Regions from separate parts of the Mus musculus genome. Here regions 2, 3 and 4 are each linked to region 1. Evidence: chromatin loops called from intact Hi-C (ENCODE). Cell type or tissue: heart. All regions are shown on one strand. Region 1 holds the start of n-TRacg1 (a tRNA gene). Region 2 holds the start of n-TSaga1 (a tRNA gene). Region 3 holds the start of n-TTagt6 (a tRNA gene). Region 4 holds the start of n-TRtct3 (a tRNA gene).

Region 1 (8,000 bases):
AATTTTTTACGCATTGTATGCTCCTCTTTCCGCTTGAATGAGCCTATCTTACCTTCCCGTACTTAGGTTAAAAGACCAGACTGGGTTTCAGTCCAACATTTTCAAGAACTGCTTAGGGAGATGCTTTCTTGACTATTGACACAAAAGGCCAAGGTATTGTTTGCAAAGAGGATGTAAGAGATAAGTGTTTGAGAAGTCTCAAGTCAGGACAGGAAAACTTTATCCAATATGAGCAATTATGAATGAACAAATATCCATGCTCTGATAATAAATATGTGTATATTACAGAACCATTTGGCCACATCTTTGTTCCCCAGTGATGGACAATCACACAGTAAAGCAGACTAAACCTAGCTATAATGATGGCAGGTTGAACAGAGACTTTGCTCTATCTTTGCTGCAGTATGCAGAACATTAGAAGTGTTGAAAATTGCTGACACACAAACCCGAAGGATGACAAAGTAGGAGTAAAAGCATCGGAAGCCCAGAGATCGTGAGTAAGGGGGACTCTTACTATGTGACGTTGTTTTTGGACTTTCTAAGTCACATGTACTCCGTTACTTTTCATGGCTGCATAGTATTTACCACTCTTTAGCTATTTCCTTATCCAATGATGGCACCAAAGTTGAATTCGATTTAGAAAGGTCAATATTAATGCTACCATTAATATCTTCCTACCCATGACTCTGTTTCTTTGAATATTGGGTGTAAGAGTCATACCAAATTAGAAGAATATCTAGATAACTAGAAGAAAGGAACTTTTTTCTTTGAGACAAGTTATTATGTAGCCAAGGCTGGCCTTGAACTCTTGATCCTTCTGATTTGGTGCTGGGATTACAGGTGGGCACAACCATTTAGATATAGATATTCTAAACTTGATTATAAAGTTTTGGGGTGCTTTCCTGAATGATTGCATCAGTGTAGCTCCCACCAGCAGATATGAAAGCGTTCTTATATCTGCTCTATACCTGTTATTATTCACATATCCAAATCTCTATTTCTAAACTTCTTTACATATGTGAACCTATATATGTTTCTATTAATTTTTGCTATATATGAGTATTTAAATTCTAAAAACTTAAAAGTTTTTATTTATGTGTACATGTATGTATATCTGAGTGTAGTGCCCACGGAAGGCCAGAAGAGAGCACTGGACACTATGGACCTAGAGTTAAAAGGTGCTTGTGAGCTACCCAACACGGGAGCTGAGAATCAAGAGCTGCAAGCACTCTTAAGCACCAAGCCATCTCTTCAGCCTCACATATATTTAAACTCTTTAGACAAGCATTAAAAAAAAAATAAAATCCACAAATGATTCTACTGTATAGCGCAAGAACAATAGAATAATATGTTTTAAAACCCTCGGCTATATATTAGCGTAAGTGGGACTCACTTTTGATTTTACAGGCTGGGATTTCATTAATATACAGAGGTCTGATTGTTTTAATCCAATATGAGGCTTTTCTTTCTTACTTTTTAAGCAGCACCATAAGGCTTTGTTTCCTTTGCATATGCTCTTAAACCTAACTCCAGATTTCATAGATGCAACTTCATAACCACTCAGCTTACATTTATAATCTAGAACAGTGTCACAGAATACAGTATTTCTACTGCTGCCTGGCTTAGAGGACTTAAAACTCAAAAAGATACACGTTTGTGCGTTCAAGCTTTACTCCTCTTGCTAAAACATGCAATCCTCTTCTCTCCTAAGGGACAAGCATTCCTTATTATGCAAACTTAGAATTTTTGAATGTTTCATTTTACCTCTTGAACAAGCAGGCACTTTTGGAACTTTTAGGCTATTAGGATGGGGAGGCTAAGTCTACTTTACATCTAGAGAAACTTGGATTCTGCTGACAGTTTACTCCAGGAGAAGACGCTGTGGGAACCATCTTCAGTGTTGAGAGAAGTGAAAGGAAGTGAAACCCGGCCTGTCCTTCCTCTTCTGGAATCAAGGAGGAAAGAAACTCAGCTCTCCACTGGGATTAAGCTTCTCCGGGATCCTGCAGGTAGGCCAGAAGTAGGACAGCCTCAGAGCAGGCTGTCAGATCATTCTTCACAGGAGGGTTTAGCCAGAAAGTTTAGGAAAACATCAGTCAACAAATAATGGGATTTTCAACTTACTTAAATGAGTAGGAGACAGTCCAATGATCAAAGATTATTCTAAAAAAAGGGAGCACAAGAGGGGAGGACCAAATATTCTTGGTCTGATTACTGTTTGAGAGGTGAAGAAGTGTAATTGGAGCATCTCTGTGTGTAATGATACTGTCTTTGGGCCTGGTGGCTGTAGTTTGTCACTCTTTGGCTACTGTGGTTTTAAGGATATGCGCCTGTCCTTCTCCACAGTGGGGTGTGTTCTGAATGTCCTGTTATCACCTTTGCATTGCAGGCTTAGTTGTTTCTGAAAGCCACATACCAGCAGCAAGTGAGTGTTTATGTTCAATCGTCCACATCTTTACTGCCTGTTGCTATTTTAAGCTAAACATCCAGGCATTTCAGTGACTTTAGTTTGTATTTCTAAAGAGCTAAGCATCTTCTCTTCTGTTTATTTAGCTCTTGTATGCATACTTTTGTGTGTGCTAAAATATTTGCTCATTTTTATTTTTACTTTTTCAGGCAAGTCCTGGGATGATGGTGAACTCCAGATCTTCGTCCCCTGATTCTCGAATGCTGGAATTACAGCCTGGCATCATGGTGCCCTGCATGGATGGCATTCCTGTCACTGACCTTTGAGAGTTCTTTATATATCCTCCAGTGCATCTCGGTCATCAGATACATGCTTTGTAAACACCTCTTCTAGAGGGCCCAATTCATCAAGTTATTTGAGAGTCAGTTAATCTATGTTAGAAAGGTTTTTCTTCTTTTTTTTCTGTTTTCAGCAAGAATGTGAAAATTTCCATGAGTAGGTGATACTATGAACTTTATAATTTCTCTCTGCTCCACACTGTGTGTGTGTGTGCATGTGCTTGCGCTCATGTTCGAGGTGGGAGGAAAGCTTGGAATTGGCACAGAACACACCCAGACATCAAATTCTCAACACAAAGGAACTTTATTACAATGGGGTGGGAAGCAGCTGCCCCTGAAACAGGTTAAGATACTAGCAGGTATTTCTGCCAGAGTGGTTTTAAGTAGAAAAAGGGGAGCGTGTGCTAGGATGATGTCCTGATTGGACATGTTAGCCAGTGTTAAGCCAAATAATGAATTTTGATTGCTGGACCTTGGTATTTAGTCTCAGGAATAGATCAGTAGCCAAATAAAGGAATAGACGTTGGGGGCTAGCTTTAGGAATGTAATCTAATGGTTTAGCAAGGGAGAGGGAGGGAGAGGGAAAAGGCAAAACCTACTAGCACCACCGTTTGCCATGCTTGGGCCTGTTAGAGAGCCCTTCACTTAGAGTCAGCACGTCATTATAATTGTAAAATACAGAGTTGTATCTCCCTGGGAAGCTAGCTGTCCTGTCCTCTTTCCGGGGGAGCTCATCTTTATTTTCCAAGTGTGGGCGAAATCACATGTTCATGAGCTCAGGTTCCATTTCTGCCCGGATGCCTTTCTTTGGATTTCAGAGTATATTAGGTACGAGGATACCTCAGCTCATATATGGTTCAAGAAATTAATTATGCATCACTCAATAATCTGCACTCCTTAAGTTAGGGGGCACTCCAGGTTTCAACACAGCGCTGTGTGTACGTGCAGTGGATAACGAAAATTATCGCAGTTTCAAGGTCAGTCGGCCAGGTCATTTTGTTGGATTTGCAGGCACCTTAGCCCGAAGAAAACGGACATGGAGGGGGAGGTGATGAGCGAGACACCCCGAAATAGCCCAAGTGCCTTGAGGAGGACGGAATAGCTACGTTTAACGACGCTACGCATAAACTACTCTCGTGGTGGAATCTGTGGGTTAGTGATGGTTCTCCACGAGAAAGACGAGGAAATCCAAGGTGCTCTCTTTTCACGCCGTCTATCTCAATTGAGCTTGGAGTAGACGCAGTCTGGGCGCGGTGTAACGTCATTCTTTTAATTCCAGCACGGCTTGAAACTCAAACTATCCGATCTGAGTAAGATATAGAGAATAGGGTGAGGATCTCAATTTACTTTTAATTTAATTTAATCTGTGTTCCTTCCGGGTTTCGCCTTGACGACCCCTTCCCTTCTCCATGTCTCAAACCTCGCGTCCTGGAAAACTTAAGAATGTAGGTCCACCTGCTCAAACACTGTCCCAAAGCTGCACTTCCCGGCCTTCCTCTACTCTCTAACTCTAAATTTTATCTGGATTTTTGTTTAGTATCGGTTTCAAATATGTAAGTTTCTCAGCCCGCTTTCTCGAGTCAGTCTCTGTCCCTACTCTCACCACTCCCGGAAGTGCTCAGAGACAGAAGTATAGCCAACTGTGGAGCCCGGCTCCGGGCGGGGACGGGTGGTTGCGGATGAGCCAATAAAATATTGATCAATTTTTAGTTTTTTCCTCTGATACTCTGATTTTCAAAAAAGTTCAGCCTTTTAAACTGTTCAATTTACTGGTTTTTCGTGTACATGTGTTACAACGCCGTCGTTGTTTCCTGACTTCAAAATTATCTTTCTCCATCACCTGGCAACCGGTGATACATCCTAACTCTAGGTTTGGTGGTCTGGACAATTCATTTTAATTACAACATGCAGTACTGACTTCTTTTCCTCAACACAGTGTTTTCCACATACCCTATTGGGTGATGTCTATAGATAGTCCTTTTCTGTTTGTATGCTGTTCACTGACATACAAGACAAAGATATAGTAAGAGTCAGATTTTCAAGACTTAATATGTTTTTCTTACGGATCTGAATACAAGAAAGTTTCTCCTTTGTATTAAAAAGAGACATGGTCGAGCCAGCCAGGAGTCGAACCTAGAATCTTCTGATCCGTAGTCAGACGCGTTATCCATTGCGCCACTGGCCCGCCACAGGGATGAAGTTCTACTCTAGTTATTATTAGCTGTAACCTTAAATTAATTATAGCCCTAGTTTCAAGCTAAGTAAATTCAACAAATGTTTGATTTGAACAATTTAAACCACTTGTGTTACAGAAACTCGTCTTTTCACCTTGCAATTTCCATTACTAACACACGCAGTTGGTTCCTCTGACATGAAACAACCCCTACTGCCAGCCCGTTGACAGAATAATAGAGTAAAACAAAAATCCACTCTTTCCTCTTCTTCCTTCTTTCCCCACCTCTTTCTTTAAATTTTTATGTTTACAAATAGTATCGTTCTGTAGCCCTGACTGGCAGTTCTTCTGCCTCAGCCTCCTGGAGTTCTGGAATTACAGGTGTGCATCACAAAGTTAAGTATTTTACGTTTTACGATCTCAATTCGTGCAGCAATTTGAAAGCCCAGAGTGCAGTTGAAAATTAAGCTGAGTCAGAAGTGGTGGCAAGCCTTTAGATCCCAGCATTCCGGATTTACCTAGAGAGCTGTCTTTAAAATATAAAAGAAGTTCGACTGAATACTACTTAAGTGTACAATGTGAGCGAAAACACTTAAAAAAGTAAGAAGAGACAAAGGTTTTCTGGTGCACCTCGGGGTCAGCCTGTATGCTGAATGCCGCGCAGTGCTACTGTGTAGCGTCCAAACTGCTCAGTGTATCCTCCCTTTAACTCATTTCCACCTGCCTGGCATATCAGATGAACTCTGGAATTCTACTCCGTTTTTGTTCCCAACAGCTTTTTCCCCCCCTTTGGTTTTGGATTTTTTGTTTCTTCTTTTAAATACTACGGAACTGTAACTATTTAAAGTAACCATTTGCCCTTCCTCTGCTCGCTTTCCCTCCCCTCTTCTCCCCTTCCTTACCCAACCCCTCCTCTCCCTTTCCCTCCCCGCCTTCTTCTCTCCTCTTTTTCTTTCCTTTCGTTTTTGTTTTATTTTGTTTTTCGAGAGTTTCTCTGTGTTGGCCCGGCTGTCTGGAAACTCGCTTCGTAGACTAGGCAGTCCTCCTGCTTCTGCCTTTCAAGTGCTGGGATTAAAGACGACCGGTGGCATTTCTGATGTAATCACAGAAAGTTTAAAAAAAAAAAAAAAGAAGTGAGCACAGGAATAAAACACACCTAATTTTTCTTAAGTTTGACCACACTTCCACAGAAAGCTGTGTCTGAAGCTTTCTTACGCTGTGAGCAGGATTTGAACCTGCGCGGGAAGAACCCATTGGATTTCGAGTCCAACGCCTTAACCACTCGGCCATCACAGCTAACCAGAGCTTGGCTTGTATTATGTCATTTATATATTAAACAAATAATTAAAAAAGATTCTTTGAAGGCAAAATACATACTCTGAAGGCACTAGACACTATAATACCATCAACGCCAGAGACTCCCATCTATTAGGAAGTTTCCTTTCAGCAATACACAAAAGGCAATCACTTCATCAAACCCTAACCAGATCTCTTCCCCAAGTCTTACTCAAGTTCACTCTATCCCTGTAGGCTTTTTAAAGGGAGAACAATATTCCAGCATACCAGAATCTCTGGTTTTAGTCTTTCTTTCCCACTTCCGGTTTTTATAGATTACCGAGTTTTTATTCATAGATGTGGCGGGGGCTAGAATCTGAGTTAGTTGTATGTTCATTTACAATCTTAAGATTGTTTTCTCCACACAACTCGAGAAGCACTGCTCTCAGTGAATTTGGCAAGTTCTATCCATACTCAAAATTTATGCACCTTTTGAGGCAGTATTTCTACAAATGTGCAGGATATGTTTGTACATGTGAGTCAAGCTCATTCTCTTCTGAATATGCAGGATTGGAAAAACACATCAGCAAATACGAGTTTTTAAAAAATAATTCTCTCATTAGTGTTAAACAATTTAGAATAATATAAGCTGGTACAATTTTGGAAACACACACATACATCTAAATATGCACATTTAAGAGTTGGCTGTAGTTATACACCTGTAATTCTAGCACTGGGGAGGTGGAGGCAGGAAGAGCATAAATTTTAGGAAATCCTCCATTACATAGTAAGTTAGAGGCCAACATGGGCTTCATGAGACCCTGGCTCAAAAAAGAAAAGAGAAAATGAGAATATGAGATGTGTTTGTGCACATCTGCCTTTAATATAAAATCAAAGTGAGATCAAAGTGTTTTGAGTACTACCATAGGAGTAAATACATGGGAGATCAGACATATATATTTATAAAAATCACTCCAAGAGCTGGGCATAATGGCACACATCTTTAATCCTGGCACTTGGGAGAACATGGTAAGCAGATCTCTGAGTCTGAGGACAACCTGGTCTACATAGAGAGTTCTAGGACAGCCAGTGGTATATGCAGAGAAACTGTCTGGAAAAAAGAAATCTCAAGAATACATAATTAAGGAACAGTTGAGCCAAGATGGTTCCTTCAATGGCTTTGAAGATTTTGTGAAATTAAAATGGTAAAATACACCCTGTGTAAACTGTGACAAATTTCTACTTGAGGCCAGTGCCCCTTTGAGCATTAATTAAGATCTGTTGCATGCTATCATCATTAAAGAGTTTCTCCTTTATTAAGCCCTGTGTTCTTGGGGGTGAATTCTTGCTGGGAGGAGCTGTTCGGCTATTGCAGTATAATCAGCTTGCCATGTCTAGCAGGATGCCACAAACTAGAAGGCTTGAACAGCAGCACACATTTTTCCAGAGTTCTGGAGGCTAGAAGTCCAAAACCAAAGTGTTGTCGGGGTCAGGTTTCTTCCTGCATTCTTCCTATGTTCTTGTGAGATCTTTCCTCAGTGCATACATGGAGGGAGGTCCCTTATGTCCTTTGCTTGGTTTCCTAAGGACACATGCTGCACTGGATTACAGCCTCACTTTCAGACATTATTTAACTTTAATTACCATCTAAAACTCCCATCTCTCAATGCCATCACACTGGAATGAATGTGGGCTTCAAAGGAATGACTCTCCAGGAAGATGCAATCAGCCTAAGAAGAGCCAATGTGTCTTTGGTAATCTAGTGCCCACATTTGGTCCTATCACTCTGACTTCTACTTGTCTCAGT
Region 2 (8,000 bases), 80 kb before region 1:
GCTGATCTCTGTGACCTCAAGAACAACCTGGTCTACATAGTGAGTATTTTGGCCATCTAATTCTTTCCTCAACAGGCACTTTGTTTTTAATATATTATTACATCTTCCCCATATTGTTATGTATATACTATATCTTGGCAGGAAGGGTCCCAGGTAAGGTGTTGGATGCATTCTGTCACTGTACATTCTCTCTCAGTTCTGCCTGAGTATTGGCTGCCTGACTTGGTTAGATAGCTTTCGCTTCTTTGTCAATGCTGTGGTGCTTAGACAAGACTTTTAAGCAGGGTGTCTTAGGGTGGTGGAGTCATTGCAAGCACAGCCTTGAGGAAGGAATCGCAAGGACCTTAGTTTTGTGAATTATTTTTGTGTCCTCTCAAAGTAGAACATTAGAGGTAGAAAGATAGTCTGGTTTTGGGCAAAGTAAAGCAAAAACAGAACATCAAGAACAAAACGGGACAAAGTATCTCCACATAGGCAATTCAAGAACTAGTCCTCCTCTACCTTGCGTGACTGAAATGTGTAAGGAAACTTCCATCGGTTGAGTTATACCCTTGTACCTTAAACATGTGAGGTTAAGGTACAAAACACCCGTAGTCGGCAGGATTCGAACCTGCGCGGGGAAACCCCAATGGATTTCTAGTCCATCGCCTTAACCACTCGGCCACGACTACAGACCATAGTAGGTAGTCAACTGAGAGAGTTTCGTGGCAGGTGATTTGTGCAAACTCTGGTTCGCCTTGTAGGTGGCGCAGGCTGTAGGTTACAGAGTTGAAGGGGAGGAGGCTCGCAGGTCCCTATCGAGAGAATACTAAAGCAAGAACCTCTGTCTCGCCAGCAGACTCACACAGGACGTCACAGGCCTTCTACCAGTCGCACGCGACCTGTGCAAGCCCTGAGAGGAACTTCTTCCGTGGATTTGTGTTCCAAACTAAGGGCGAGAACAGACATGGAACCCTCCGTGTAGTGTTGATGTTATGCTTTAGGATCTTTTAAAAAATGTTTTCCTTTAGCCCTCTTCTTGCACCTCCGTGTGTCCATCTCCTTCATCCCGAACTCCTAGCTTAACCTGTTCTGCCAAACAATGCTTAATGATCAGAGACCCAAATTAATGGTACAAATGAAATGGGGTTGACATAGAAGTTTTAGTGGATACAGGAGCTGATGTTAGTATACTTTCCCCAAAGTCTTGGAATCCAAATTGTGTGCTTCAGAAGGTTTACATACATTTATAGAAATGGGTAAATTATCACAAATAAGACAAAGCGTCCAGTGGAATACCTGTGTGGGATCAGAAAGGCAAACAGGGAAGCTGAGACCTTATGCGGCTGACACACCCATAAACTTATGGGGAAGGAATCTTTTACAATAATGGGATACTAATGTTCCTGCAATTCCAGGAACAGCAAATGAAGAAAATAGGGATGATATGGTAGATCCTGGGAAAGCTATTGATACTGGATATTGATCACAAGCTGTGCACGTTATCCAAACACAGGATATCACAAGGATTGAGTTTCCAAAATTATAAAAGGGGCCACTGTTGACATACCAACAAATGCTACAGTTAGTTTTTCTAAAATTAACTATTTTCCTCACTTTGGCCCCAAACAGGAATTCTTTGCCCCAATTTAGCAGGAAGCAATTAAGAGTCCTTAAATTGGGATGAATGGTTTTGGTCGTTTGATGTTAGTTATGGTTATCTAGGATAGTAGGTTGTTTTGTTTAATTGATAGAAATTTAAGGTTTGCTTAATTATTGTATATTGATAGAAATTTAAGCTTGTTTTGTTTGAATTATTGTATATTGATAGAAATGTAAAGTTGTTTGGTTAGACTATTGTCTGACTATCCTGTACATAAGCTATTTGTTTAAGGCATGATGTAAAGCTCTAGTTTTAGGGTTCTTATACTTGTTTCTATTGTGTGTAGATTGTTAATGTTAGAAAAAAGATTTTTTTTAAAAAAACAGAAAGGGGAATATGAAGTGGGAATTTCTGGTTTCCTTGGAGATTCAGTTGTGTCATGTGATGTTTTTCTGGAGACTGTCTTATTAGAGGATGTTTTGCTGAGTGGTGTTTTTCTGGAAGCTGCCTGGAAAAGGGGCATGTAATGTTTTCCTGGAGTAGAGGCTTGAGAGGACATGTGATGTCTGAAAAGGGTATAAGTATAACTCAACAGACAGTGGACGACGCTGCTGGTCTTCCTTGGGCTTTGCTGATGCTGGTCTTCACTGACAATGCTGTGGCATTGGTTCGCCTGGCCTTCTTCACTGATCATCATTTGTCATGACTTCATAGAGAGAAATGCACCAAAGAATTTCTCATGATATTCTGGTAGCTTCTTGCCAATTCTGCAGAGTCCAGACGATTGACAGAGCCTCAAAGTTTCTTCTGGATGGAACTGCCATTGCTGGTTCATGAATGGTGTTCTGAGTGGATCAAACTGCTGCTGCTGATTTGTGTGAACTGAACTGCTGATATTCTGACAAGGAAAACTGGAATTACCCCAAAGAACTATTTCTAAACAGGTCCACATCCTCCTTTGCCCTATTAACCTTTCCTTTCTACTACCTCTGGTGGGTGGTGAGCTATAAGGGAGGTTAAAGTGTTTAAGAACCCCTTATTAAAGTATGTTTTGAAAAATCTAAGCATTATATTAGTCAACACTGCCAAAATAAAAGAGACTCTCTATCTAGACTTATACTTGGTTTCTTTTTCACAAGATCGTCTTGGCTGGCCTGCAGTTTGTGCAATGTAGACCTGGCTGATCTGGAACTCACAGATATACCCTTGTCTCTACTTGAGATTGAAGGCATTAAAGGTGTGTAACACCCCCTCCCCCCAACACCCTTCCATAGAGCTTAAAGCTCTTAAGGGCTGGCAAGATAACTCAGAGGATAAAGACAGCTGCACTAATAACTATCCTAAAATGAAATTATAAACCCCAGAAGACAACACACCTTGCAAGTTGTCCTTTGGCCTCCACATGCATACTGTAACATGAAGTGAATCTTAAAAATTAGTAAAGGTTGGTTGTAACTCATTAGATTTCTTGTAACAAATTAGTTATAAAAATTCAGACAGAATTGTTTCAATGCAGAACTCCTGACTACCATTCACAACATTCCTTCTGTTAACAAAACTTAGCATATTACTATAGTTTCTTTTCTCTCTCATGTTCTGATATATATATATATTTTTTTTCCTGAATTATTTAAGGTAGTTTGAAAATACCCTTTAATATATTTTATATGTATGTATTGCCTTAAAACATCGTTATATAGCCATTGAACAATCAACAGAAGGTGGAATTAACAATGATGCATTTAATCAATAGACTTTATTCAAATTTCACCAATTATTGCAAAAATAATCTGTAAAGCAAGAGCAAAAGGTACACATGATGTTCAGTTTTTAGCTATGAAACATTCAGTCTTTCCTTGTGCTTTGTAATATTGCTATTGTTAAAAAGAGCACAACTCAGCTGAAAGTTTCTTGGTTTGTCTGATGTTTCCTCTACATATTTTGCCAGGAATATCAAACTGTGGCATTGGGCTCTGTTATTATAAGAGCTCACAAAGTACATGAAATTTACAGGTGCAATACTGATTTCTTGGTTACTGTATTTACCTACCCAATGTATACATGTCTTGATAGAATTTGAGTTTGTGTGTGTGGTTTAATCCTTGATTCATACAGCTTACTGTTTTTGTTGTATTTCTTAAGTTTTGAATGATTATATTAAAGAAAGAAATGCAGTTAACTAAGAGAGTGTTAAACTTTTAGGAGGGAATATACTTAAAAATAGAGATCACTCTCCCCGTCGGGGAATCGAACCCCGGTCTCCCGCGTGACAGGCGGGGATACTCACCACTATACTAACGAGGATGAGGCAGTGCAAGTAGTTCAGGGACAGTACTGGAAGTTTCTGAAGTTCCCTTAGCCTCTGAGTACAGTATTGTTTCCGGTATTTATTATATGCCATGTGACCGGCGCCCAAGCCTGGAATTGCTTCGTTCGCTGCCAAGTCAACGATCGCTGCGCCTGCGTGATGGGTCGGCTGGCTCTGAGAGTATTCGATAGGAATAGGAAAGGCCAAAGAAAAAGAAAAAAAAGTCCTTGTTTCAGCCTTTGTTGTGCACTAGTTCCTATCCTAAAATGAAATTATAAACCGTGCAGTACCTGAAGCTTCTAACCAAACATGTAAGACAGGAAATAAAGACTAGACCAGAATGTGAGCTTCACCGAAAAGAGACTGCGGCGAAGGTGCAGCATTAAAAAAAAAAAAAAAGAAAGAAAATGGAAGTGAACCTCATGATACACTAGCCAGACCTGAAATACATCGCCAGACCTGGAAATCCTCTTAATAGAGATCAGTGTAGATGCAACAAGTTTGAGATTTAAAAGAGCCCGTAGTCGGCAGGATTCGAACCTGCGCGGGGAGACCCCAATGGATTTCTAGTCCATCGCCTTAACCACTCGGCCACGACTACATGAATAGAGCTATATCTTAAAATCTATGAAGGTAAATTTCAGTAGCTGAAAGATTGAAAAAAAAAAAAAAAAAGCAAAGGGCTGCCAGATTTGCAAGGCTCTAAAAGCCCAAAAAGGAACAGAATCTTGTGCTGTGTAAGGGAAAATACGGAAGGCTGAAGTCTCTGTCCAGCCTCGTAATGGAGAGTGAAAGTGTCCTAGGACAGCATCTTCCGACGACTGGAGGCTTCAATTCCCTCACCAGAACCCAGACGACCTCACAATGAAGTACTGTCAGGCCGCGGGTGGTGGCTCATTCCTGTGTCCCAGCACTGATACTGAGACAAGGCAATTGTCAGCTTGGGACTAACTTGGCTATATGGTGTACATATATATTTCGTCTTAACAAAAATAAAGCGTACCTTTCGTTACCCCAGCCCTAGATACTGCTTTTCTTCTGACTCATTAATCAAACATTGATTTTAATTTATTTATTTTACTTTTAAATTTTAATTTATTTTCAGAAAACATTAAAAGTGTGTTTTCAGTAAAGACAAGCCCAACACAAAACTAACATTATCAATTAATTGCATTAAAGAATGATAAACAGTGACCTGCCTGAGGGAGAATTGGTTCTCTCAACTGTTTCTTGGGAATCTCAGCTAAATATTTAAGCTCATTAAATAACAAATTCTATTTTCCATCCAACAGTATACCGCAGTTAACCAAATGCCTGTTACTTTATCAAATGGATCACCATTCCCTTAGCGTCTAGTTATCTGTTCTCCATTTCTAACCTTAAGAAACACCTTTAGCATTCATATATTTCTATATTAAAAGACTTGGGGAGAGGAGGACAATTTTAGATTTATCGGGGGAAAAATCAGTGAAAATTAGTTTCAGTATACTTCATCTCTCCTCTTTCCCCAATTTTCCTACTGCTAACATCTTGTATTCCATTAGTAATTTGTTATCATGATAAGCCAATAATGGTTAAGTTATTATTAATACCATAGTTCACACTAGGGCTTGCTCAGTGATGTACATTCTTTGGGGTTTGACAAATCTGTGTATTTATATGTTTCACTGCCCACCAAGTCCCCTTTGCTCAAAGTATCCCCCAATCCCTGACAGAAGGTGATTTTTACTTGTTCTTTATACAGTGCTATATAGATGGAATCATCCAGTATGCAGCCTTTGTCAGATTGACTCATTTTACTCAGTAATATTCACTTAGTGCCCGGCCCTGTAATTTTTTTCTTATATTGTCGTAATCCATTTCTGTTAATTGCTGAATAACAATCCACTAACCATATACCCAACAATTTGTTCATGCTTGTACTGTTATTACAGACATACACAAGTATTCTTTGGGTGTCAGCTTTTTACTCATTTGAAGAAATACTAGCCGGGCGTGGTAGGCGGATTTCTGAGTTCGAGGCCAGCCTGGTCTACAAAATGAGTTCCAGGACAGCCAGAGCTATACAGAGAAACCCTGTCTCAACCCCCCCCCCCCCAAAAAAAAAACCTAATCGGTGAGGATTACTGAATGGAAGCTAAGAGCATGAATAGTTTTATAAGAATGGCTATACCATCCTCCAGAACGGTGTATTGCTTGCATCTTTGCTGTAGGTTCAGGAGAGCTCCTTTTGTTCTACATCCTTTTCAGTGTTTGGTGTCACTGTCCTAATTCTAGATCATTGGTAAGGAGTATGCCGGTGTGATTTTATTTTAATACACATTTCCCTGACACTAAGATGTAGAGTGCTGTTCATATTTCTGTATTCTGTAAATATCATCTTTGGTGAGGTGTTAAAAGTTTTGAGGTTTGGCCTATTTTCTAAATTGGATGGTTTATTGAGCATTGTTAAGAATATTATTAAAATAACAGTTTATTTTGCTGCTGGATTTTAAAACCAGGACTAAGCAAAAACTACCACTGAACCACCTGTTCCTCTACTTCTAAAAGCTCTTTTTATATTTTTGGTACAAATACTTTAATAGGCAAGTGTTTTTTTGTACCTGGTCTTTGCTACTTTGCTACTTGTGGACTCTTCTTTTTCCCACCCTTTATTCCCTTGGTTTCATCCCCTATCACTGGATAGGAGAGAAAGAAGGAAAGAGAGGGGGGGGGAAGGGGAAGGGAGAAGGAGAGGGGGAGGGGGAGAGGGAGAGATCTGAATCTATTTTTTTTCTTATTTCTTCTTGAGCATGACTAACAAACTACAACCAATCTGAATGACCACCAACCACCAACCCCACCTCTCAGTGCCCTAGCGTTTGAAAGGTTCCTAAAATCCCAAACGTCACATAGTTGCAGAAACAATCTGCAGCTGGCAAAACCATGCCTCTGCTAGAGCATGAGGTAAATCATAATCAACTGCTTTGGACAGTCTGAAGCAGCCTCGTAATCCCACACCTGGGATTAAAACTAGAACACATTCTTATATTTCTTAAAAAAAAAAAAAAAAAAAAAAACAAAAAAACAACCAAAATTCCAAAATTGTCATTACAGTTTTCAAATATCTCCCAGTCTGGATTTTTCAGTGTAGTAAACAGACATGTGGTTGACTGTCCTAACCATGAGAATATATGAAAGATGACTGTAGCTGTTTCCCATGCACCTCACTTCCATCTGAGTCATCACTAGAATCTAATGTCTATATAGCATCCATTTTTTAAAGGCATTTGAGACTTTTTAAAAAATAATTTATTTATTATATGTAAGTACATTGTAGCTGTCTTTAGACACCAGAAAAGGGCCTCATATGTTACTACAGATGGTTGTGAGCCACCATGTGGTTGCTGGGATTTGAACTCAGGACCTCCTGAAAAGCTGTTAGTGCTCTTACCCGCTGAGCTATCTCACCATCCCCAGCATCCATCTTTTAAGAATAATTTAGTTTAAATGCTATAACTCAGTAATTCTTCTAGCTTCTACTCATAATCAAATTTCAAAGTCACTTTCATGTGTCCAGGCATTTATTTCAACAGAGCCCCATTCCCAGAACCAAAACCTGTGAGGTGCTCCTAGCCAGCAAACAGAAAAGCTAGTGTTAGAAGTCTGGTCCTAAGCATGCAGTCTTCTATAAATTCTAGTTCCAAGGGCTCCTACATCCTTTTCTGGACACCAAAGCATGTCCCTTCACATATGCCCACAAACAGACACATAAAATCAATTAAAAAAAAAAAACTAAACATGATTGCTGTTTGCATTCTCTTTTTTATCGAATGTCTTGTTGCAACCATTTCTCTAAATATCATCCCCTTTCCTTAAAGTTTTCATGTGTAGCATTATCATTTCCAGGTCTGGTGCTCTCAGCTAAGGAGGGGAGCCACTTTAGCCCTTCTGTCAAATAACTGGGGAGGAACAGAAGCCCTTAGATGAGTGGGCCACATCTTTGAAACATAAAAACCTATTTGTTGCAATCTTCTGTGTTCGTCTAGAGCACTAATGGATATGCTTTAAGTGCTAGGCAAGGAAACGTGCAGTATGTAAAATACTGTACCATCACCTTCTCCCGGCTTC
Region 3 (8,000 bases), 1.4 Mb after region 1:
AAATGCTGGTTTCAGAGGTCATAAATCTTCTAATGAAAGTAAGAACTCTAGTATCCACAGACTCTCACTGTGCCCCTGTCTTGTCATCCAACGGCTGGCTGGCTGGCTGTCTTAGTTTGACAAATCCTTCATCTGTGGATCAGCTGTCGACACAGTTTAGAAATAGTGAAATGTTGAATTTAGTATCATTGCTGGGACTATAGGTCTTCCGAAACCCAACCAATTGTAACTGCAGGTTTCATTTGTGAAGTTACTTACACAATTATGGTAACCGTTTGTAAACTTGTTTGAATTGTACTTCAAGGATGGTTTTATTTTAGCAGAGGACTGAATAAGTTGGAAGCAGGAACAAATACACAGCACCAGGGACAATACAGAAATTTTGCAAATGCTCTTTACTGGACCGCTTATTAAATCAGACCCTTTGGACAAGCACTATAAGAAGCTTTTCCCGCCGCAGACGTTGCACACGGTCCTCTCCTTTATGTCTTTCCGAAAATGAGGTGTTAATTATGAAGTCTTAAATTTTTTAAGCTTTAACTCTGAAATTCTTTTCGTTAATTTTAGAACCAAGAAGGAGGTAGGTGAAACCTAAATTTACAGGGGAAAAATGGTGGGAACGGTTAAAGGATAATCACAATCTTAAATTTCAATTTAACTTAAAAGTCATAAAATAAAAAAGCTTGCTTACTGTATGGACCCGTTTGGGGGGTTGGGAATGTTCTGATCGACATAATAGTAGCTAACACACACAGTGTCTTTGTGCTCTCCGCTCACTCGTTTTTCCTTAACGCCTGGCTGGTATTTTTATCAGTGTGGTAAACTGGAGAGGTCTTGCCCTTCGAGGGAGCTTCCTTCTTGCACATCCAGCCTGCATTAGTAATTCTCCCGCCCATCCGGACCAGGACTCAGTTTTCCTGTAGCTGTTTCTTAGATCTTTGGAGCGAAGCCGAGAGTATTTTTAAGATTTGGGGAACTGTCTGGGTCATCTTCAATAAAAAGGCTGAAAATACACACAACAAATGTAATGTTCATTCCTTTTCTTTGTTGATTTGGAGGCTGGAAAGCGTGTTGGCTCCGTGGCTTAGCTGGTTAAAGCGCCTGTCTAGTAAACAGGAGATCCTGGGTTCGAATCCCAGCGGGGCCTTTTTGTGGTTTTTCCGCTGCTCGTTGACACGGTCTGCTCGAGATTAATTTCAAAGTTGTCGTCACGCACTGCCCTCCCTACTCCACAGTATTTACTCAGATTAGAAAGTGGATTTTAATTTACAAAAATAAATAAGCAAGTAAATAATAAAAACAGGTTATTTCATTAAGAACAAATATATACATTTCTTAGTGTTCCTATAATTTGGTAAGGCAATTTAGCAGTGAGGAATCTTCCCCCAAATTCTGAAATATGAGAAAATTAAGAAGTCTGGAGAAAAATGTCAATTTTACTCTTAGCTGAGTGTTCTCACCAAGATCAGGGAAACAGAAACTCAGTTGCCAACCCCCTAGTCACTTCCCAAGATCCACAGAATGAATGCCAAGCCTGGTTTTATGGCTTTTGTGGGAACAGAGCATCCTGATTCTCTGAGGAACAGCTTAGGAGGTAGTTACACTTTCTGATCTCCGTGTTGTAAGCAGCAAAGACTGTGAGAAGGCAGACTCTGACTCACTAGATTTTTTTCCTCTCTGCTCACAAACACCCTTACTCCATTACCTTCCAGTGATGGTATATCACTGCCCCTTTCTCTTATCAAACCTGCCTCATCTGCTCCACAACAAATGCAGAAACTAAGCACTCAGGTACTGTTTTTATATGGCGGGTCTAATAAAAAGATCAGAGGCATGGGGTGTTAAGATCACAAAAGATTCTTCCAAAGGCTTCCCTACTTAACCACTTAGCCATCCAAATAGCCTGTCTTCTCTTTAAGAGTATGGTTGGTTTTTGCTTGTCTTTGTTTGTTTCTAAGCATCTGTCAACAGGACGGCCTGCCAATTCTGATCTTTACCTAATTACTTCAACCAACCACAGCAAGGTGAGTTCCCTCAAGCACTTGATATAAGCAAAGTTCTTGCTCCAAAAGGAGTACAAGCAGATTATAAGTGGCCATGGCCTTGGAGCATGAACTCAGGTTTCTCTGTATAACAGATTCCATTTTGAAAGTGGATATGAATGGTTTTTTGTTGTTGCTGTTTTTTGTTTGTTTGTTTGTTTGTTTTGTTTTGTTTTGTTTTTTGAGACAGGGTTTCTCTGTGTAGCCCTGGCTGTCCTGGAACTCACTCTGAAGACCAGGCTGGCCTTCAACTCAGAGATCACCTACCTCTGCCTCAGGAATGCTGGGATTAAAGGGATGGCACAAGCCTTTAATTCCAGCAGTACAGAAACTGGTTGATAAATGGCTATTAAGGTGACTAAAGATAGCCCAAGATCATGTTGGTACTTGACCTTTAACATGCCAACTGCTCAAACCATAGAGGACTAATGATCATCTTAAACACAAATACGTGACTTTTTTGAGGGAACTTTAGTTCGAACAATAGAAGTGCCAATGAACTTTTGTAACAATGTATATGCATTTCTTTGTCATAATAAAACTACCAACACGTCATTTTTCCTCAGATTTACCAAAACCACCCTGACCTGTGCCTGTGTGTCTTGTTTTACATTTTAGACTTTGCGTTGGTGAGTTTTTGCAGGTTTGAGACAAACTAGGAACCTCAACTAAAGAATTGCCTCCATCAGACTGGATTGTGGGCATGATTGATTAGTGATTGTTATGGGAATGCCCATCACATTATAGGCAGTGCCACCCTGGGTAGATGTTTTGGTGAACGAGATAGTAAGCATCCTTCATCCATGGCCTCTGCTTCAGTTTCTGCCTTCAGGTTCAGGTCCTGATTTCCCTTGATGGTGAATTGTAATCTGTAAACTGAAATAAACCCTTTCCGTATCAAGTTGGTCTTGGTTAGCATTTTATCAAAGCAACAGAAAGCTAACTACAGCTGTCTTTATTTCTAAAGGTCCCAAATTAAATTATTTTCTTAGAGTTTCTTTTCAATATTTGCTTGGCTTTGTCTGGCTGTAGCATTTATTAGCAGCTAGCTTGCTTGAGTGATGCTTGGCCTAGCTAAGGATGACCACGAACTTCTGATCTCCCCGCTTCACCTCTGGTAAGCTTACAGGTGTACAGCACCATACCCATGTCATGGCTTTGTAGTAGTTTGTTCACTCCTCGAGTTGGGGCTGAACCTGTCCTGCTCTCTTGTATCTCTAGAGACAAGCCTGTGCCTGACCATCAACAGTGTAATTGTTCATTTAAAACGTCAAGTTGAACAGTCATGGGTTCTCCAGATTTCTAGAACTCACATAACTGAACTAAGTAGATTGCCATCCCTAATGTGATGGGCTTTATCCAGACTTGGCCTGAGTGTGGGGATGGTGTGGTGGGTTGGGGGTTAGTAGCTTCATGATCTGACCAACTTTATTGGCATCTGCTCTCTAGATTTTCAGCTCTTCATAACTGGACCAAACCATGCTACTTGCCTTCCTTGTTTTCCAGCTCACAAACAGAATGTCATGATAGTTCTCAGCCTCTATAATTGTGAGCTATGTCTTCATGATAAACCTCTCTGTGTATTTGTATCTGTGCAGATATCAGTGATGATAATGAGCCACGAATTAAATAATTAACATTTATCTAAATTTTTATGTGGACAGACAAGCAGAAACAAAGAAAATATTAAAATCTCTACTTTTGAAGCGATCTTGTAAGTACACAATGCTTCCACTGTACAGATAGAATAAGAAAGAAAAAAAATGTTTACTGAAAAATGAAAAGAAAAAAGAAAAAGTTTTAGTAGACTGTGAAGCAATTTGGTTTTAAAAGATGGCAGTTGTCAGGAGTGGGATTCGAACCCACGCCTCCAGGGGAGACTGCGACCTGAACGCAGCGCCTTAGACCGCTCGGCCATCCTGACTTACAGGATAAACGTCTGTTCCTGCTCTTACTTCTACCTTAAAATTGTACTCTCCGCCTTCTAACTTCCGGTTTAGTTTTGTCTTTGCTTTTATTCAGGATTTGAGAATTCTTCACACACAGACTACATTCTCTGCATCTAAGGGAACTTCCCCCGGCGGCGGAGGCGACTAATAAAGCTCAGACCCCTCCGCCCTCTGGGAGGCGGGAAGCGCAGTCGGGACGGCAGCCGGGTCTGCTCCCGGTCCGCAGCGAAAGCTCCCTAGTGCTCACCCGCCTGTCACTTTGCTCATCCAGGGCCCTAGGGTAGGCAACATCCCCGCAAGCACAAGCACACCCACTGGCCAAAGGCAAAGCTTTTTCTCAGGAACCAAAACAAAACTGAAAACCAGAAACTGTTTTTCTCCTAAACCCGCCCAACTCACATTATAGCAATCCTAGACAACAAAGGATTTTCCAAATGCAAATCAAGTGTAACTCATTGACAAAAATTTTAAATGTACTGTTGTTGTTGTTGTTGTTGTTGTTGTTGTTGTTGTTGTTGTTGACAGTCTCAGCCGCCCTGGAATCTTACTGGAAGTCAAAGAAACTGGAGCTTTGGTTTCACTTAGCTGAGGAACCGCAGACAAATCGCTCTGGCTTTGTGGACTTTAGAAACTATTCTACCCGACTGTAGCATTACCCTCGGTTTTAGTTTTTGAGATTTAAGAATTTCATTATGTTGCCCAAGCCGGCCTCAGCTTCCGAAGCACTGGATTCACAGGCTTGTGTCACCGAGTCTAGTCTAGAAACTGCTCTTTTTCTTCTTCTTCTTCTTCTTCTTCTTCTTCTTCTTCTTCTTCTTCTTCTTCTTCTTCTTCTTCTTCTTCTTCTTTTTCTTCTTTCTTCTTTCTTCTTTCTTCTTTCTTCTTTCTTCTTTCTTCTTTCTTCTTTCTTCTTTCTTCTTTCTTCTTTCTTTCTTCTTTCTTCTTTCTTCTTTCTTCTTTCTTTCTTCCTTCTTCCTTCTTCCTTCTTCCTTCTTCCTTCTTCCTTCTTCCTTCTTTCTTCTTTCTTCTTTCTTTCTTCTTCTTCTTTCTTCTTTCTTCTTTCTTCTTTCTTCTTTCTTAGTTTCTTCAAAACTAAATTTGAAGTTTTGCTGTTTAAAACAAGCTTATAGATACTAACAATGTGTAACATACTTGACAATTGCTGAGAAATGTTAAAGGTTCTCACCACAAAACAAAAGTATGTGAGGTAACAGGTGTGGTTTGTAACTTCATTTAGCTTTTCCACAATATACATCAGAATATTTTGTACACCATAAATATATATTATCAATTTTAAACGAGTTTAAGGGATAATGCCCCACACTGCGTGTCTAACAGGCCGGCCACACGACTGGGAGGCACTGTGGCCTGAGTACAGTTTGGGTTAAATAAAATATAGTATTTTTATAATTTTTAGAGAAATGCCCCCCATTAGCAAAATGTAAGAAAAATTCATAGTTAATGCTTTTGATAATCCTCTAGGAGAGCAATTCTTCCCTGATCAATTAAATCAGAATGTCTGGGAGTGTTAACTGATGACAGAATTTTTAAGTTATTATTATTGTTATTATTATTATTGACAGGAACTCTCTTCATGTCACCCTGGCTGTCCTGGAACCTGTCTGGGGTTTTAAAGGGCCCTCATTACCCACAGAAGCTCCATATGCATCCAGATTTGAGAGCATGGTTTTAGGGTTAAGCTTTAGTGAAAGCCGGAATCTTTCTTTCAGGATGAGGGTGTAGCAACAACATTCATAACAATGTTCAAGACTGTGTGGAACGGTCCAAATTATGCTTTAGTTTTGTTTTGAAGCAAGGTCTCATACAACATAAGCTGGATTTAAACTACAGCAGTAGCTGAGAATGATGTTGGACTCTGATCTTCCTGCCTCTACCTCCCATGTACCAGAATTACAGGTGTGTACCCTCACACCCATCTTTGGTTCTTTTTAAAGGCTGCCATTACTGTAAAAATGAAATATTCTTGTTGGAGAATAACCCTCCTCATCACTAAGGGTGTGACATGCAGAGGTTAGAACTGGAACCCTGGGCATCAGCACATGGTGCTCCCTAAGACTCTAATGCCTGTTCAGTGTGACCATGGACCATTTTCCTTGAAGACAATGGGGGAAAGGAAAGCAGAGATAGAGCTGGTTGAAATCTGAAAGTATCCCCCTTTCCCACTTTTAAAATAGGGCCTTAAAATGTACTATGTAGCTCGGGTGGGAATTGAACTTGTGCTTTCCCTAGCTTCACCTCCAGAATGCTAAGATTACAAGCATGCTTGCCCTGCGCCCAGTTCTGAGATTCCTTTTCTTTCTAAGCTCACAGCCTCAGGCCCACATATTTTGTGTGAAGTTTTACAGATACAGATTAGGATCCTTGTCACACATTAAACACAGTGATGCAACAGTCTACCTTTCTTAGACATGGAACATATTTAGCATGTGTATGTGTATATGTGTATGGGTGAGCATGATCTATGACAAACATGTGGATATCAGAGGACAATTCACTCCACCATGTGGGTCGCTGGGGTTGAACTCGGGTCATCAGGTTTGGCAAGTAAGTGTCTTTATCTGGTGAGCCATCTCACCAATTTTTGAAAGGATGTTTCGACTATATTTTCTGTGGATTTCTACAAGTAAAATATTTGAATAAAATGAACACATTTATTTATTTATTTATTTAATGAGATAGGGTGTTACTGTATAGCTTAGGCTGACCTTGAATTGACATATAGTCCAAGCTGGCTTCAAATATGTGACAATTCTCTTGCCTCTGTCTTCTGAATTCTGGGGAATACAGGCCCATGTCACCACACTCAATTAAGTTAATTCTCTTAAATCAAAGGTAAATTATACCGTTCTCCTAGGAGTACAGTAAAAGACAAGCTGCATAGGGTGGCTAGTGTTTGAGATAAAAAAGAGAAGGAAGACACTGGGCACCGGGGACCCATGAGGTGATAGAGGAAAGAACCTGCAGTGGTTTGAATGTATCCCCCAATTTTCATGTCTTTGGAGACTTGTTAGGAATCATGTGTGGGGCAGAAGCAGTGCTAGGGATGGAACACACGACAGGTGCATGGCGGGCAAGAACTCTACTGTGGAGCTGCACCCTCTTGGTACATCTGGCACCGTGTTGGAGTTTACTCACCAACAAAGTTACCTTAGTGGGGATAGAAATGAAGTTGCCTTTGAAACAAGGCTGAGAGCAGGAAGCCATCAGCACAGTGGCCTCTTTGAAGGTAGTTTGATCCTCATGAGTAGCTCCCATCTCTGCCTGGTCTGGTAAATCTCCCAGTCCTAAGCCTCGGACCATACAGAACAGCCCTGCTGCAATAGGACTTTCCCAGACAGGCAGCGCTCATTCCTGTTTCGGTTTAATCCAGTCCCTCTTATTGGGATAAAGAAAGAAAAGTTCAGAGGCTGCCTTCAGCAAACAGACATTCGTTTCTTTCTCTTTCTTTATTTGGTAACATCTGTTTTAGAAGCCGGAAAAATACAATAGAAGTGGAAGAGCTTGGATACACACACAGGCCATTGACAAAAAGAAGTCCCATACAAACAGGAGGACACACACAAATTGGGACAAACTGTCCAGCTGTGCTGAGCATCATGGTGTAACTTTGGGGACCAGAAAGCAGGATACCTGGGTAGGCTACATTGAGCAAATGGCTCAGTGTGGAAAAGGATGGCAGTGTTAGGCAAGGGAAGGTGCCTGTGAGGGGGTTAAGCATTGCAGTGGGGGCCGAGGGAGCTGGCAGCTCCAGATCAAACAGCGATGCTACCTGAGCGTTGCTGAATCAAACCAGGTGGACTGGATAGGGGTGGTGGATGTGGCTATGTTTCCAGCACTTGGAAGGTAGAGGCAGGAGGATCAGGAATTCAAAGCCAGCCTAAGCTACATAGTAAACCTCTATCTTAAAACACACACACACACACACACACACACACACACACACACAGAACCCCCACCTAGTGGAGTCAATAATGTGAGGTTGGATTGA
Region 4 (8,000 bases), 100 kb before region 1:
CTCTTTTGCCACATTAAGCTGCAAGACTCTTCGTCTTAGTCTCTTAGGAGTGAGAGAACTTAGGGGGTCTAGCTGTTCTTATGTTCCGATTTCAAGTTTTTCTTCAGCACACAGTGCATTTTGATCTTGTAACTGTATCTTCTGGTATTATTCAGGTTGTTTCTACATCTATTACTGTTCATTTATCCTGTCCATATTGTTCATTAATTATATGAGGGCCGTTCCTGACTATACAAATGGGTACCTTACAAAGGCTGATGATCTCATCCTTTGTATTGCCAGCAATGAGGAACCTTTCAGACAATCAGAATGCCTGAGGTGGAGCTGTGGTCTTATTGTATGGCACAGACTACGGTCTAAACAAGCGTTCTCACTCTGTGGGTCGCGACCCCTTTGGCAATCCTTGATATCCAAGAGTATATAGCAACCCTTGAGACACTCAGATTCCAGTCTTGACAAGCCCCGCCCACACTTAGGAGTGTAGCATCCTTATTCTGAGCACATCTCTTAGAGAATGAGCTTAACTTACTTCAAAACCTTTTCCTAATACATTCCAATTTTGTTCATAAAACAAAATGTGAGGTGTTTAATAGAATAGTATAACCAATCTATGGAATATTACACGCTTTAGATGAAGAATGAGATGCCACCACATATTAAACTATATCACAACACAGAAAATAACAGTATGTGTTTATGTATATATCTATTTGATGCCTATACAATGCATATTCCTAGAAATATTACCTAAAATCTATGTCGCATATTTATTAAACATGTATATAATATGTAAATTTCTAGGAAGATGCACAGGATACTTTAAACAAACAAGGCACCAGTCCGGGGAATTAAGGAAGTGGTGTTCTAGAATGAAAAAAAAAAAGATATATCATTCACTTAGGGTGATGTGAGAACTTCCATGGCTCCTTGTTTTAAGTCACAATCTATTACAGACATAAAAGCATATTGAATTTTGATTAAGCTTTTAGGATGAAACATTTGTGCTGCCAAGGAACTTTTTCTAAGGCAAAGAGCGTTCTGGAATTTGAGCAGGTAGAAAGCAGACATTGTAAACAAACGGTGAAGGAAAAAGAGAAAAACTAAGTATATAATATAATACAATATAATATAGAATAAGTTTCACAGCTTTCAAGGGACACTTTAGACCTTTTGAGTTCTTATTCTCGCTCACTCAGTGGCAGCGTTTGGGAGAATTAAGTAATGATGATGCTAGGAGCAGAAAGCAGACAAAACTGCATTGCTTTGATTGCAAGGTCAGACACCTCTCACAGGCAAAATACCGTCGACTCTGGCGGGACTCGAACCCGCAACCTTTGAATCTCTCAATCATGCTAGAAGTCCAATGCGCTATCCATTGCGCCACAGAGCCCACCTGTAACTTTCTTCCTTCCTAAGGCTTCTCAGTACTTTCTTGTGTATCAATGCACTGTTTTCTATGAACGGTATTTCCTGTTTCTGTAATACTTCACACAAAAATGTGCAACAAACAAGATGCGCGATCCTCAACACAACTTTCTGTCCCGGGTGTATTCCACCAGAAATGTCTGACCAGAGATTCATTTCAACTTTCTGGATTTGATGGCACAAGTTTGTAACCTCAACAATTTAAAAACCGAGGCAGAAGGATTTCCTCGAGTTCCAGTCCATCCTGGGCTATACAATAGTGAGGCCATGTCTCAATAAAACAAAAACAAAACAAAGTAAAACAAAGAAAATCAACACAAAGACAAAATTCTTATCTCATTTAGTCTGGCCTCTTTAGTTCCAAGTCAGATCATTCCTTTTGCTAAAGAGAGATCCAAAGTCCTTTAACTCGTGCCGGCGCCCAACCAAGTCCTCCCTTTTTTGGAGTTTTGGAGCTTCGAGATTTTCTTTCTTTCTTTCTTTCTTTCTTTCTTTCTTTCTTTCTTTCTTTTTTTCTTGTGTTGCGTCTGAGTTCTTTAGAAAAGGCCGATTCTCGGGTTTAGTACACGGAGCCCTGGTGGTGATGTTCCGTTGTGTTCTGGCAGCTCTGGAAATCTCCAGGCTTTTCTCCTGGAAGTTTTTGGTGGTGGTGGTGGTGGTGGTGGTGGTGGTGGTGGTGGTGGTGGTGGCTGAGATGAGATGCTCCTACGGAAGCACATCACTGTAGTGTTCACGTGCTCTTCCCGCAAATTAATTTAGAATAAAAATTGGTGGAGCACCCGAATTTGAAGTCAGATAACTAAGTTTCGGGATCCGTGTCCAATCTCGTCTCTCTACTTTGGGGTCGCACGACAGGCGACTGAGCTTTTCTACAAGATACCCTTCCCTCTCCGCGGCTCTTGCTGCTTCGTCCACTCTTTTCTTCATCTTCTGGACCTGTTGCCTACCTCTCCTGCTGACTTCCCTCTACTTTCCAACTGATGGCAGGAAAGGTCTAGGAAGTAACTGGAACGTGGATAATAGAATACGCAAGAGTGAGAATTAGAAGAAAGCCAGAGAATGCTGTGTGGTCCCGAAGCAGTCGTAGTACACTTCCCTCACTTTTTACTTCCCGGATCTGTAATATAGTAACTCTTAATTAAGGACTTTCAACTATTTTGATTACAGACTGAGAAGACAAAGGTAGATTATAAAAGGACAAAAAGATACTTACTAGGTTAGAGGGTAGTGGGGTTTGTGGTTTGTTTGTTTGTTTGTTTGTTTTGTAAATATGTTAGTTAATTTTGCTTAGGGTCTCTTGACTCTTGGATGAGGGGTCCGGTCCCTAACGTTTACTTGGTCTTCTATCCTGCTTCGGGCTCAGTACTCACAAGTGCCTAGGATTTGTATAGAGCTCTGGCTACTTGTGACCTAAGGCTTCGAATAAATCGCAGGGGGATGACTTTTGCATTAAGCCTATTTTAAAGTAAAATTCAATTAGGAAAAGAAACTGCTGAGTTGGCTGTTTCTAGCGATTTCGGTAGCTTCTGGAAAGTGAAGCGCGAAGGCGTTTGCAAAGGCCTTCTTGGGAAAGCGAGAGGAAGGCTGCGGTACGTACTTGGGAACTGAGGACACTTGGCCGCAGCGTTGTTTACATCCTGAAGTCCGCTACGCAGCGTGGTTTAGCGAGGAGGCTATGTACCTGAAAGTTCTAGCAGAAGAATGATCCCATCCGGGCTTCGAAACTACTCACAAGGCCTGGATGTACGTTTCCAGTTTCGCGGACTTGCCCCACTACCCTTTTGCCACTGGCACGAGATGACAAGTTTACGAACAAAGGGATTTTTCGGAGCATTTTTCAGTCTCGTGCTCCTGTAGAGCAAGCACCTACAAGCCGACATCCGACCTGAGCAAAGTCCCTTACTTTAGAGAGAAAGGCATAAAGTTCCAGCTGTAGTCGTGGCCGAGTGGTTAAGGCGATGGACTAGAAATCCATTGGGGTCTCCCCGCGCAGGTTCGAATCCTGCCGACTACGTCATGGTCTGTTTTAGTCTAGGTGTAATGCCAGGTGGGTAAGCTATGGTGTGAGTTGGCAAAAATTCCTGGAAGAGGAAGGTGGTAAAGAGTATGAGAACCTTCTTTACTGAACTTGACTTCAGCTTCGTGGAATTTCCTTGCTTCCTACTCTACAATGTTGAGGTCGCATGGGGAGGACAGGACTCAAAAAGGACTCACTGATAGAAAGAGATTTGTTTTTTTTTTGATTTGTTGTCTAGAGCACAGAATTAACCCTAGAGACAACGAAAAGTATTTTATGGCTGAAGTTGTACACGTAGGAAGAGAGAGGGAGGGAGAGAGAAAGACAGAGACCGAGAGGGAAATCTCCCAGGGGCATTTGGGTGAGTGGGTGGGTGGACTACGACTGTGTTTCTAGGTATTAAAGTACATGAAAAACATTCGCTCCAACTCTAGAATATCCGAGAACTACTTGAAGCAGACAAAATAAACAAATTCCTGAAGGTTTTCTTCGAAAGGATGTCACCAGTAGATATATTCTTTGTTTTGTTTTGTTTTTGTTTTTCATGTTACTCACTCTGTAGACCAGTCTAGCCTTGAACTCAGAAATCTGCTTGTCTCTGCCTCCCAAATGCTGGGATTAAAGTCGTGTGCCACCACTGCTGCCCGGCATATATTCTTTTTTTTTTTTTTTTTTTTTTTTTTTTTTTACTTTGAAAACGGGGTGTGGTAGCACACTCCTGTACTCCCAGATCTTCGGTGGAGGCACTATGAGTATAGGGAGTTCAAAGACAAATGTAGCCACAAGGTAGTGGAAGAGCAGTCTGAACTAGATACTGTCACAAACAGAAATTCAGACTTCGATTACCTAGCACCCTATCGATCATTGATTAGTCATAGTGGAGAAAGAGGTTTATTGTGAGGTTCCATGGTGTAATGGTTAGCACTCTGGACTCTGAATCCAGCGACCCGAGTTCAAATCTCGGTGGGACCTTAGTAGCTATTTTTACTCTAGATTTAGTCGTTATTTCTACCTGTCCTGTCTCTCCTCTTGCCTCCTTCCTATACTCTGTAAACGATCTATATAACTGTGTACATTGTGTCTACTGTAAAATCCTGCAGGCCCAGACCCCACTGCAATGGTCAATTTCAATGAAGTATGAATTTCCAACCTGAGGAAGAAACGCTCTACTGAAACTAGGAAGTAAACCAAGAGCTAGTTAAATGTAAAGCTTGCCTACCATGCCCTCTATGTGCAACTCTGTAGATAAATAATAAATAAAATTACCAATAAAATGAGACCATACACTTGAAACAAGATCTTATTTTCTGTGCACACTAAATAGACTGAAAAAAAATACTGTTCATAACAAGTTTCTCCTCTACAAATGACCTGCAGCTGAATGGTTTCTCCCTCTCCCTGCAACAACCACAGAAAATAGTTTATATGTGTGTATAAAGCACAGCAAGATGAATAAACAGGTGCACTAAACAAATCATTGAAAATTTTAAATTAACTGACTGTAAGTAAGAAAACATAGAGGCCTTGTTATAATTTGGGATTTTCTACAGAGGCTGAAGGAATGGGAACATTTTGGGAACTCCAAAGTCGTATTTCTTGCCGGGTTTGGTGGCGCACGCTTTTAATCCCAGCACTTGGGAGACAGAGGCAGGCGAGTTTCTGAGTTCGAGGCCAGCCTGGTCTACAAAGTGAGTCCCAGGACAGCCAGAGAAACCCTGTCTCAAAAAACCAAAAAAAAAAAAAAAAAAAAAAGGCATTCTCCCCCTACTTGATGACTATTATTACTCAAAACATAGTAACCATTCCTCTTTATCAGCTAAAATGGGGGCATTCGATGAGCATGTCTCCATTAATTTTAACTTTTCCTCACTCTAGTCTGTCCACAAATGAGATTAATAAATGATTCACCTGATTTCGGATACCTTCCAATTTGGAGCAGAGCCTTCCTCCCTTCAACCCTCTCCAAGTCATTTAATTAAAGTAATAGTGTAGATCTGGTGATTTCTAGCCCCACCACACCCTTTATATGACACAAGTTTGTACTCCATTAGCATGTGTCCACCCTTGTTATGACTATAGAATAGCCTGCATGAAAGCATCGCCACTGTCCACAGAGTTACATTCTGTTTTGGAGTTCAGACGCAGGTGTTTGGGTTGGCTATGTTCCACAGTTCATGGTACCATTTTCAGTTTATGTAAAAAATCCCTGACTGGCCTCATTCCGTATGCAACCTAGGCAGACCTTGCAATTGAAGTGAGCGTCCTGCTTCTGGCTCCTAGGTACTGGATCACAAGTGTGCACCATCACTCCTTTCTCTCAATTGGCTCTTCTTTATTCTCACAATGGACTATCTCTAATTGTTCCAAAGTCTGTATGAAACATGTTTAATGTTTACACTCATAACCGAATATACTACTTCCTACAAACCGTATATTAATGTGACTTTTCTTTTCTATGATGATAAATTTGTTATATGTTTCATTCTGCTTCTGTAATAGTTACTTATTTTCTTTCTTTTTCACATTTATCCATAAGGTTAAATTTAGATCCAATCCTTTAAATACTATATAATACTTTGTTTGGCACAAAATGCATCCTAACTGCATTTAAAATCCTTGACGCTCTTAGTTTCCTTAAGTGTCCTACAGGTTGGTCTCCTCTCCCTCAGAGCTGAATGGCTTACCCAGCACCAGGGTGCTTGTGTCATAACTTGCTTCCTAACTAGTTCTTTCAGGATCACAGCCAAATAATTTGACAAAAAACATTTTCTGGAGGTCACACAACTTTAATTCCAGCACTCAGGGGAGAGAGGCAAGGCTACACAGTAAGACTGCCTCTCAAAAAGAAGAAGAAGAAGAAGAAGAAGGAGGAGGAGGAGGAGGAGGAGGAGGAGGAGGAGGAGGAGGAGGAGGAGGAGGAGGAGGAGAAAAGAAGAAAGGAAGAAAGGAAGGAAGAAAGGAAAAAAGAAAGAAAGAAAGAAAGAAAGAAAGAAAGAAAGAAAGAAAGAAAGAAAGAAAGAAAGAAGAAAAGAAAGGAAGGAAGGAAGAAGAAAAAGAAGAAGAAGCAGCAAAGCAAAAAGCTTCTAATATTGAACAGCTACACTCCATGTCTTCCTTCCAGATGTTGCAGTGGTTATATGCTCACACTCTAGAGCCATGCTCTCAGCTCTTCGGCGACAGTGCGACTGCGGGCTTTTCACTCAGAGTTTGTTCTCACTCTCTCTTCCCAGAAATGTGGAATCATCTTTATTTCCTCTGGACAAAAACTAAATGCATACGCTTCAGAGATTCTTTGTTCTCAGGATACGGTGGTCTCCTCAATGTGATAAGCCAAGTAGGAAGGGCTGGATCAGTTCTGAATCTCCAGGTAGAAAAGTGAGGTATTTTCTCCTAATGTAAAACTAGAAAGAACTAATACTTCCTCTTCCTTCCTTTCCTACGAGGTCTCGCTGTAGTTTATGCTAGTCTAGAACTCACTGTGTTGCCCAGGGTGGACTTGAACTCACAGGAATTCTTCTGCCTCAATTCCACCCCACACAGTAGTGCTATAATTATAGGTATAGATCACTACAGTTTCTTTTCTTCCATTTTTTTTTCTCCTTCTTTTCATCATGTTGATGGAGAAACTACAACTTCTCCATCTGTCTGGCTAAAATACCCTCTACTTATATCTCCTTTAAGTTATGAAAAGAGTAAATTGTTTTCAGTGACAGATACGAGGGGGCTGAGAAAGTCCAAAGTCAGGGGACTCTTTGTGGACTAAAAAAGCAGCTTGATAGAAAGCAGATGACAGACTCCCTGGACTAATAATTGATATTTTCTATATAAAAGCACTGTCACCTCCAAAGATCTCATGGGCAGTGCTATGAGCCCAATCCCCAAACCACTCAAAGACCTCTAGCTGCACAGCATTGCTCTGCAGCCTGTCACTAGAGGGCAAGGCTAGAGAGCCAGACCAGACTGGGGCTGAGTGAGGGCTACTGAGCAGAAAACACCCAGACAGCTTTCCTGACGTAGGACTTAGAGTCCACTTAAAGGACGTTCAGCCTCTGAATGTCTTACCATCTCAGACATAGCTTTGTTTCTTGTTGTCTTCCCCTCTACAGTCCTCCTGACTTGTGAAATGAATTATAGTGTATGGATATACAAACCAGAAAGCATGGAGAGCCTTTGAAATAGTAGTTTGTGGCTGTTGTGTGATACTATTCCTGGGGAGACATGGACAAATGTCTACTTACCACAGCATGAATGACAGCTCTGGAAATCTGGGAACCTGGAACTAGCTGTACAACTTGGAAGTAGCTCATCAGGCTCTTGCAGGCAGCACAGATGGTTGGAACCTCTTTTAGGGTCTATTTTCTCCCAGGCCTGTCTGAGACTCTTCTAGGCAACTCAGCTTACATAAGAAAATCTTTCAGCAGGCCTTACTTATGCTTATAACTAGGCTTGAGGAGGACCTACCATATCTGTTCAGTTTAAGCACTTCCTAAAGTCTTTGAGAGGTTTACTTCCTGAGCCAACGAGCTTCCCTGCAGGTTACAATGTTCCACCTTCCTCT

The links. A loop is a pair of places that touch in the nucleus more often than their neighbours do. Peaks named below come from ENCODE experiments on the same cell type or tissue, not always from the same donor. Only the 100,000 strongest peaks of a DNase experiment are listed, where the experiment ranks them.
Region 2: it touches region 1 in a loop (4-fold over the local background); 14 of 42 quality-filtered maps call a loop at or near these places.
Region 3: it touches region 1 in a loop (2.7-fold over the local background); 9 of 42 quality-filtered maps call a loop at or near these places.
Region 4: a loop joins it to region 1, with 2.2 times the contacts of the local background. A loop is called at or near these places in 31 of 42 quality-filtered maps.

Annotation. Positions count from the first base shown.
Region 1 is chr13:22,016,287-22,024,286 of GRCm38, forward strand. n-TRacg1 (a tRNA gene) reads right to left here and starts at 4,930; the gene lies at 4,858-4,930. n-TScga1 (a tRNA gene) reads right to left here and starts at 6,214; the gene lies at 6,133-6,214. In heart, no CTCF peak of the experiment used is centred here; DNase peaks (open chromatin) are centred at 4,385, 4,905 and 6,145; H3K4me3 peaks cover 3,402 bases; H3K27ac peaks cover 1,890 bases.
Region 2 is chr13:21,936,505-21,944,504 of GRCm38, forward strand. n-TSaga1 (a tRNA gene) reads right to left here and starts at 671; the gene lies at 590-671. It overlaps n-TDgtc12 (a tRNA gene), which reads right to left and starts at 3,886; the gene lies at 3,815-3,886. n-TSaga8 (a tRNA gene) reads right to left here and starts at 4,491; the gene lies at 4,410-4,491. In heart, no CTCF peak of the experiment used is centred here; DNase peaks (open chromatin) are centred at 627, 3,937 and 4,427; H3K4me3 peaks cover 3,168 bases; H3K27ac peaks cover 1,296 bases.
Region 3 is chr13:23,449,549-23,457,548 of GRCm38, forward strand. It overlaps Btn1a1 (butyrophilin, subfamily 1, member A1), which reads right to left. Exons shown (of 8, transcript NM_013483.3): 8 at 7,444-8,000. It overlaps n-TTagt6 (a tRNA gene), which reads left to right and starts at 1,074; the gene lies at 1,074-1,147. It overlaps n-TLcag10 (a tRNA gene), which reads right to left and starts at 3,966; the gene lies at 3,884-3,966. In heart, no CTCF peak of the experiment used is centred here; DNase peaks (open chromatin) are centred at 1,123 and 4,183; H3K4me3 peaks cover 3,303 bases; H3K27ac peaks cover 1,739 bases; H3K27me3 peaks cover 204 bases.
Region 4 is chr13:21,915,858-21,923,857 of GRCm38, forward strand. It overlaps n-TRtct3 (a tRNA gene), which reads right to left and starts at 1,390; the gene lies at 1,305-1,390. n-TSaga5 (a tRNA gene) reads left to right here and starts at 3,358; the gene lies at 3,358-3,439. n-TQctg10 (a tRNA gene) reads left to right here and starts at 4,343; the gene lies at 4,343-4,414. In heart, no CTCF peak of the experiment used is centred here; a DNase peak (open chromatin) is centred at 3,404; H3K4me3 peaks cover 3,184 bases; H3K27ac peaks cover 1,062 bases.